Regions from separate parts of the Homo sapiens genome. Here region 1 is linked to region 2. The links are chromatin contacts, found by Hi-C or POLR2A ChIA-PET in ENCODE. All regions are on one chromosome and are shown on one strand. Each heading gives the region's core, a stretch centred on a gene start or an enhancer-like site at or near the end of the contact. The rest is flanking DNA. Distances are from core to core; before and after follow the strand shown.

What was found. A loop is a pair of places that touch in the nucleus more often than their neighbours do. ChIA-PET counts read pairs that join two places held with the same protein, here RNA polymerase II (POLR2A). Pooled maps may share reads with other maps.
Region 1: POLR2A ChIA-PET joins it to region 2 with 12 read pairs in BJ. The contact joins two enhancer-like sites. A Hi-C loop is called at or near these places in 2 of 50 pooled maps. POLR2A ChIA-PET finds 5 or more read pairs at or near these places in 2 of 52 experiments (BJ and activated T-cell).

Annotation. Positions count from the first base shown.
Region 1 is chr10:29,550,588-29,555,265 of GRCh38, reverse strand. SVIL (supervillin) reads left to right here. Exons shown (of 38, transcript NM_021738.3): 4 at 158-215; 5 at 332-483; 6 at 4,003-4,669. The coding sequence starts at 208. Among named protein-coding and RNA genes, the nearest start is that of MIR604, 7.8 kb to the right of the region's middle. Within about 2 kb of position 1,250, at least 5 of the 41 ENCODE cell types and tissues checked have a DNase peak (open chromatin) inside an H3K27ac peak, as active enhancers do.
Region 2 is chr10:29,462,985-29,467,130 of GRCh38, reverse strand. SVIL (supervillin) reads left to right here. Exons shown (of 38, transcript NM_021738.3): 34 at 1,381-1,536; 35 at 3,496-3,639. All of the region lies in intron 2 of SVIL-AS1 (SVIL antisense RNA 1), which reads right to left. Among named protein-coding and RNA genes, the nearest start is that of SVIL-AS1, 56 kb to the right of the region's middle. Within about 2 kb of position 2,415, at least 3 of the 41 ENCODE cell types and tissues checked have a DNase peak (open chromatin) inside an H3K27ac peak, as active enhancers do.

The sequences.
Region 1 (4,678 bases), core at 1-2,500, 89 kb before region 2:
TTTCCAAGAAAGCAGGAACTTGGTCAGTTTTGCATGTCACTGTGACATAGGAATCAAGAACTGAAATTTGCAGTTCAATAAACACGTTGCATGAGTGAATAAAATGAGCGCACGACTACTAAATACTATATTTTGTTCTTTTTTGGTTTTCTTCCAGTTGCAGAATTAAGACAAATCTTTGAACCAAAGAAGAAAGAATTCTTAGAAATGAAAAGGTAAGATCTTTATAGTGGGAGTTAGGAAGTAGAAGAGAGCTTGGCAAAGCAGTATTCCATTTTCCTTTAGATTCGATCGCTGTTGCTCACTCTGCCTCTTGTGGTGTATTTCACAGAAAAGAAAGAATTGCCAGGCGCCTGGAAGGGATTGAAAATGACACTCAGCCCATCCTCTTGCAGAGCTGCACAGGATTGGTGACTCACCGCCTGCTGGAGGAAGACACCCCTCGATACATGAGAGCCAGCGACCCTGCCAGCCCCCACATCGGTGAGCGTGGAGCTGGGTGGCCCATTTTCCAGCAGGCTGCCTGGCTGGTTACGAGTTGCCCTTTCCACCCAGTGGTATCAGAACATGAGATATTCCACAGAAGTGAATTGTGTGGATATAATTTTTTTAGCACAAGGTTTCACTCTGTCACACAGGCTGGAATGCAGGAGTATGATCATAGCTCGCTGCAGCCTTAACTCCTGGGCTCAAGCTCAAGGGTTCTCCCGCCCCAGCCTCCTGAGTTGCTGGGACTACAGGCTTACACCACCACACCAGGCTAATTTTTTTTTTTAAACATTTTTGTAGAGACAGAGTCTCACTGTTGCCCAGGCTGGTCTCGAACTTCTGGCTTTTAGTGATCCTCCCACCTTGGCCTTCCAAAGTGCTGAAAATACAAGCGTGAGCCAGTGGACTTGGCCTAATTTTTTGTTAAATGTATTTGTTTTTTGTTTATTTTTATTTTTATTTTTTTTAGAGACAGAGTCTCACTCTGTCACCTAGGCTGGAGTGCAGTGGCCTGATAAGCTCACTGAAGCCTCAACCTCCCAAGGTCAAGTGATCCTCCCACCTCAGCCTCCCAAGTACCTGGGACTATGAGCGCGTGCCACCATGCCTGGCTATTAAATAGATTTGCTAAAAACAGCAACAACATGTATGTCATCTCTGCCCCGCCTCACGGATCTGGCCTTCCATGTCACAGCAGTATGAAATGATTCCCCTCGCACATTGTTGGGTAACGGAGGCCAGTCATTTTCCTCCCTAGACTGGGGCCCTCAAAGGCAGAAGCTGTGTCTTTCTTCACCCTCAGGGCCCAGCACAGGATCTGTGCTCTAAGATAGGGGCCTCTCAAGGTTCTACCCCAGTACAGGGAGCGGCTGCTCTCAGCAGGGAGCGCTAGAGTCAAAGCTGCACCTTGAATGAGTACGGTTCTTACTCTGGAGATGCAAGAAAACTTTCTATCTAAGTTATCTTAATGTAGATAATTTTAAATACGTTGCATATTTATTTCATATTAAACAGTATGTTGAGTGCACGTGACTCAGCTTTTCCCTAATCACTCAGTCATTGTTGTCATCAAATATTCAACTTGACCTTAGGAGAGGAGAATGCACGCAGGGCTGCTCTTCCCACCACAGTCCCTGGCTCTGAGGAGCTGTGCTGCTGCTTTTTATTTTTTTTATTTAATTGTATTTTATTTTTGGAGATGGAGTTTTGCTCTTGTCGCCCAGGCTGGAGTGCGATGGCAAGATCTTGGCTCACTGCAGCCTCCACCTCCCAGGTTTAAGCGATTCTCCTGCCTCAGCCTCTGGAGTAGCTGGGATTACAGGTGCCCGCCACCATACCGGGCTAATTTTTTTGTATTTTTAGTACAGATGAGGTTTCACCATGTTGGCGAGGCTGGTCTCGAACTCCTGACCTCAGGTGATCCGCCTGCCTCGGCCACCCAAAGTGCTGTGATTACAAGCGTGAGCCACTGTGCCCGGCCATGCTGCTGCTTTTTATAGCCAGTGTTTTCTAGTTTCTAGCTCAGAGACAGCTGTTGATCTCATTTTATGATGTTATCAGTTTGCTTGTCTCTACAGTTTCCAATTTCCTGTGGCCAGAAAGCTAGAAAACTAAGATATTTTAAAATCACATGCAATTATTGAAAAAAAAAAAAAAAAGGCTGGGCTTGGTGGCTCAACACCAGTAATTCCAGCACTTTGGGAGGCTGAGGCAGGAGAATAGCTGGAGCTCAGGAGTGCAAGATTAGCCTGGACAACACGGCCAGACTCCACCTCTTAAAAAGTAATTACACGCTTGAAATATCAATACACAGATCAGAGTCCCAAAATTTATAGCCAGAAATAAACCGTAGTGTACCCGAAATGGTAATCTGTGTAGTATATGTGAAGTTTAAGCTTCACATAGTAGTGAGAAAAGGAGGAATTATTTAATAAAATCATAATGAAAAAAATGGGTTTGCCAGAGGGTGGGAAGAGGCATATCTCTCTTCTCAATTCATACCAAACTCCAAAATTAGTTCCAGTTACTCACCTGTTTAGTTTAAAGAAAATAATGGAAAAGATACATGAATATTTAATTCAGGTGGAATGAAAAAGGCCGTATGGGAAGGGTTAAGGTAATAATGGAATGCCTGTTAGATAGACTGTTAGGACCCTTAAATGATATCTTCAAAATAGATTTCCAAATATGGGAATTTTTTTTTTTTTTTTTTTTGAGACAGAGTCTCACTTTGTTGCCCAGGCTGGAGGGCAGTGGCATGATCTCGGCTCACTGCAACCTCTGCCTCCCGGGTTCAAGTGATTCTCCTGCCTCAGCCTCCTGAGTAGCTGGAATTACAAGCACGCACCACCATGCCTGGCTAATTTTTGCATTTTTAGTAGAGACGGGGTTACACCGTGTTGGTCAGGCTGGTCTCGAACTCCTGACCTCGTGATCTGCCTGCTTCGTGATCCGCCTGCCTCAGCCTCCCAAAGTGCTAGGATTACAGTTGTGAGCCAGCTGGGAAAACATTTTTATAGAATACGGAAAATATTTTTATAGAACATTAATAACTAACTATTTTATAAAGAAAAAATTATATTAACTAGAAGGAATATATAAAAATGTTATTAGTTTGTAGGGTGATGATTGATAGGTTTTTTTTTTTGTTTTGTTTTTTGAGACAAGGTCTTGCTCTCTTGCTCAGGTTAGAGTTCAGTGGCATGATCGATCATAGCTTACTGCAGCCTTGAACTCCTGGGCTGAAGCTATCTGCCCACCTCAGCCTCCTGAGTAGCTGGCACCATGGACATGTGCCATCATGCCCAGCTAATTTTTAAAATAATTTTTGTAGAGGCAGGGTCTCACTATGTTACCCAGGCTGGTCTCGAACTCCTGGCCTCCAGCCACCCTCCCACCTCAGTTTCCCAAAGCGCTGGGATTACAGGTGTGAGCCACTATGCCAGGCTCATATTAGATATTTCCTACACCAGGCATGTGTGTTATAACTGGGGAAAAAAAACACTTCTGTAAAAAAGAAAAGCCTGGTGAATAATGATATGGGCCATATCGTTATGGTTACTCTCAGATCCCCGGAAACCAGCATCCATCACTTGTCCAATGACGGCAGCTCACTTGTCTGCTGTCTTTCCCAGAGGACCCAACTCATCCTATGGCCTCCCACGTGAAATACTGAACTCCACAAAAAAGGGTAAATCAGTAAGGGGAAATAAGCACTGAACAAAGACTGAGGCGCTCTGGGGAGTGAAGGGGCTGAGCTGAAGTTAAAGCCACGCCTTACGGGGCTTGCAGAACGTGCACCATTCACAGCCTTTGTAGATTTCACTGCCGATCTCAGACTTCTTCAACAGCCCAGGTAAATAATCAGTTTAGGCAAACACACCTCGGTGAGAAACTGGTCCTTCACAGCATGGGCACCCAGGTGTGTGCTGTGTGCAGTAGAGTGTCATTCTGTGTGTAAATACATGTCTTTACTTGAAATCTGCACCTCTCATCCATGTGACCTTCTTGTAGGCCGATCAAATGAAGAGGAGGAAACTTCTGATTCTTCTCTAGAAAAGCAAACTCGATCCAAATACTGCACAGAAACCTCCGGTGTCCACGGTGACTCACCCTATGGTTCGGGTACCATGGACACCCACAGTCTGGAGTCCAAAGCCGAAAGAATTGCAAGGTACAAAGCAGAAAGAAGGCGACAGCTGGCAGAGAAGTATGGGCTGACTCTGGATCCCGAGGCCGACTCCGAGTATTTATCCCGCTATACCAAGTCCAGGAAGGAGCCTGATGCTGTCGAGAAGCGGGGAGGAAAAAGTGACAAACAGGAAGAGTCAAGCAGAGATGCTAGTTCTCTGTACCCCGGGACCGAGACGATGGGGCTCAGGACCTGTGCCGGTGAATCCAAGGACTATGCCCTCCATGTGGGTGACGGCTCTTCCGACCCGGAGGTGCTGCTGAACATAGAAAACCAAAGACGAGGTCAAGAGCTGAGTGCCACCCGGCAGGCCCATGACCTGTCCCCAGCAGCCGAGAGTTCCTCGACCTTCTCTTTCTCTGGGCGAGACTCCTCCTTCACTGAAGTGCCACGGTCCCCCAAGCACGCCCACAGCTCCTCCCTGCAGCAGGCAGCCTCCCGGAGCCCCTCCTTTGGTGACCCACAGCTATCCCCTGAGGCCCGACCCAGGTAAGCATC
Region 2 (4,146 bases), core at 1,166-3,665:
GAACATTAGAAGGAAAGCGAACTTTTGTTAAGCAGTTCCAGTAAGCCAGACACCAGCCAGCACCTTACATATAGTAACTCCGTTAGTACAACCCAACACTCTGCCATTTTTACAGATGAGGAAACTGAGGCATACAGAAGTTAATCAACTTGCCCAAGGCTGGGCAGCAATGGAGTATCCTCATAACTGCTCCATAATACTCTGCCCCTCAATGTTTATAAACTTTTATATAGCTTTTTAAACATAATGCCTAGAAAACGTTTGAAATTATGGAGAAGTTAAAAAAAGAAATGAAGTCACTTATAACCACATTTCTCAGAACAGAATTCACATTTCTCTATGCTATATATAATATCTATTTTAAAAAATAATATGTGGATCTACTGTTTTGTAACCTTTTTTCCTTTATAATGAATAATTTCCCAAGTTATTAAAATTTAGATTTCTAATGGCTGTGAGATATTCTGTTATACTGTGAATATATGCCACTCTCTACCTGACAGTCTCTGACAGCTGGGGAGTTGAGTTGTTTCTTATTTCTGATTTTTCTCCCTTATACAATAATGCAGTTTGAATACTTTTTAAAATAATCCTATACATTCATTCCTAATTGAGAGGAATTCCTAGATGTGGAACCGCTGTGCTTGTCATAAAATCTGATAGCATGTATCAGCTCGGGCCAAGTTTCATTCTCACCTGCAATACACAGAAGCGTTCATTTCTCAGCACAATCATAAATTCAGCATATTATTTTTTCCTCTTTGCCAAATTGATGAAAGGAGACAGATAGCTAAGCATTGTTTTGTTTTACTTAGAAGTACATATAGATGTATATTTATATACATGTATAATGTATATAAAATACAATATATGTATATTTATGTTATATAACATATATGCATATTTATGTTACATATGTGTATGTGATATACACATACATATATCTGTGTATAGATATGCATATATACACAGTATCTATATATATTTTTTAGCCATTTTAATTTCTACTTTGGTGAGTGTTCTATTTGTGTCTTTTGCACATTTTATTGATATTTATTTTTTCCTTATGTATGTCCCTTCATGTATTAAGGATATTAACTAGTTGCTGTATTACAAATATTTCCCATTTGTTACTTGGTTTTTCTTTTCTTTTTAATTTTGCATTGTTTTTCATTTTTATATAATTAATGCATTATTTTCCCTTTTGATTGGTTCTTTTACTATTGCACTTGAAAAGGCTTTCTCCACCTTGAAGCTCAGATAAATCCTACCTGTGTTTCCACAGTGCTTTGAATTATTTCATATTTTACATTCATTCTTCATCTGGAATTTACTTTGATGCACATGATATCTTCAGCTTTGTTCTCTTTTCTTTCAAAGATCCTGGAAGTTTTAACTTCGCGCCCCGCCTGTTCATCCTCAGCAGCTCCTCTGGGGATTTTGCAGCCACAGAGTTTGTGTACCCTGCCCGAGCCCCCTCTGTGGTCAGTTCCATGCCCTTCCTGCAGGAAGATCTGTACAGCGCGCCCCAGCCAGGTAAGGCCTGCAGGGGGCAGCTATGCTGAGCAGTAGAAGGCACATCTTCCAGAAAGCCTTTTGATTTTACGTTGGTATTTATTAAGCAGCTTCTGTTTGCCAAGTACATTCCCAGAGCACCCAGAACATGTGCTTACACTCTTTTCATCCTCACCCCTACACCAAAAGGAAGGAGAGTGAAATCAGCCACACTTTATAGCATAAGGAACGAGACTCAAGTCACTTAACCCACCCAAAGACGTCAGCTAAGAACAGGTTGAGCACCACAGCGGCAGGCCTGGCGTCTCCGCTCTTTTCCCAGCCTTCCTCTCAGTCTTGTTGCTGCATGGTCACCCGTCGACTGCCATTGCTCCAGCCATTATGTTTGCATTCAAGATAGAAAGAGAAAGAAAGGGGAAGGAAAAAAGCCCACCTAATAGCCACTCTCTCTCTTTAATCAGATAAAGCACGTGTTTTCCCAGAAGCCCCCAGCAGACTTCTGCTTACATCCCATTGGCCGGAGCCTGTCACATGGCCAGCCCCAGCTGCAAGGGAGCCTGGGGAAGCAAATGGCAGAGGAGAAGGATGTTGGGGTATTGGCTAAGTTAGCCAGGGAACAGGGTCTGCCATACCAAGTCTCCACAGCAGAGCCAAGACTCCAGCCCAGGTCTTCTGATCCCAAGGTCAGGGCTCTGTGCCCTCATTCTGGTTGGGAAAGTAACAAGAGACTGGGCTTGACAACCCCTCCCACCCACCCTCCAATGAAGCCAAGGTCAGCTGCCTCTCAGTTTGTGTTTGTTGCTTCTCACATTACAAGAGCCTGGAGCTGCAGCCAGGGACCTCATCTTGCACCGGGATCTCAGGGCAGCACTGAAAGTTTGCCCAGTGCACATGTCATGCTTGGAAAATCAGCCACCAGTAAGAGAGGGTGTGCCCACGCCCTTCATCCTGGGGCTCAGGGCGGGTTATCAACCTCCACTGGGCTTTTAAAGTGTGGTTTTCACAGAATCCTGAAATGCATGTCAGGAAAGGACTTACAGTGAGCCGACTAGCAAGAGTGAGAGGCATTTTGCCACCTGGAGTAAGAGTCAGACTGACAATTTGAGGAGGAGAAAAAGGTAGGAGGAAAAGGCAGTAGAACAGTTTTGATTTTTATTTCCTTTTATTTTATTTTTTAGAGACAGGGTCTTACTCTGTCATCCAGGCTGGAGTGCAGTGGCGCAGTCATGGCTCACTGCAGCCTCTAACTCTTGGGCTCAAGCGATCCTCTCTCCTTAGCTTCCTGAGTAGTGGAGACTACATGCATGCAGCACCATGCCTCGCTAATTTTTTTTTTCTTTTTGTAGAGATAGGGTCTCATCATGTGGCCCAGGCTGGTCTTCAACCTCCGGGCTCAAGCAGTCCTTCCTCCTCAGCCTCCCAAAGCACTGGGATTACAGGCATGAGCCACCACTCCCGGTGGCAGTTTTGCTTTTTAAGGCCCATTTCTCTGTAAGAGAGCCATGAGCTCACCTCACTGCTAAGCAATCGCGTGCAGGGCAGGAACGCCACTGACCTGTCTGCAGTGAGATGTGCGCTCCAGTGTTGATTGTGCTCTTTGGAGATATGCGGTGCTAACAGCCCCTTGAGTGGCACATGCATTATCCCTTCCACTCTTAGCACAGCCCTGCCAGTATCCAGAAGGGCCAGGGCCTTGAGCTGGGGCAAAGGGAGGAGGACCTGGAGGACGAGGAATGAAAAAGACCAACTCCTTGACACCACTTCTCTCTGCCTACAGGCTTCTCCCCGTTGAACTGTCAAAGGGCTGGGGTATCCTGGGTTTCTCTGTTTGCCCCTTTGCCCCTGGTTTGATGGCCAAGGGGGTTTCCCCCTGTGACACTGCAGTCAAGAGGGACAACATCCACTAGGTTGGGGGAGGAGTGAGCTAGAAGTGTCCGTGAAGGAGCTCCTGATGGTCTGGCCCTGTCCCTGCCCTCACAGCACTTTTCCTTGTTGACAATCACCACGAGGTGTACCTCTGGCAAGGCTGGTGGCCCATCGAGAACAAGATCACTGGTTCCGCCCGCATCCGCTGGGCCTCCGACCGGAAGAGTGCGATGGAGACTGTGCTCCAGTACTGCAAAGGTGAGGCTCCCTCTAACATGCCTGCAGCACGGAACAGATGGGGAAGCCCCTCAGGCATGCGCAGCCAGGAGACCCCCTTCCCCTTCTGTGCATGTCAGCCAGCATCCATCCATAAAGCCTGGCAGGTGGTGATGAAACCAATTTTTTCCCCTTTAACTTTTTGAGATGTATTAAGTTTTAGATTAGCGCATTCTCAGCTGCCAGCATGAAGAAGAACTAGTTTTTCTCTCTGATATTATGAGGCTAACTTGTTACCCTCAAGGATAAAGGCTGTATTGTGGAATGCCCCAGGCAGATTAAAACCCCGCTGTACTCGGGGTTGATCATGCTGAGAGACAAGTTGGCCTCTGCCCTGTACATTATCTGCAAGCACTACCACGCTGTTGGAGAATGGAGGTCTCCCCCAAACAGTGAACGGCCATTGCCAACCTTTTTATTATTCATTATTATTTTTAGTATTATATCCAAAGAGAAATACCCATAGTAAGTTCATGGTTCTTTACTATA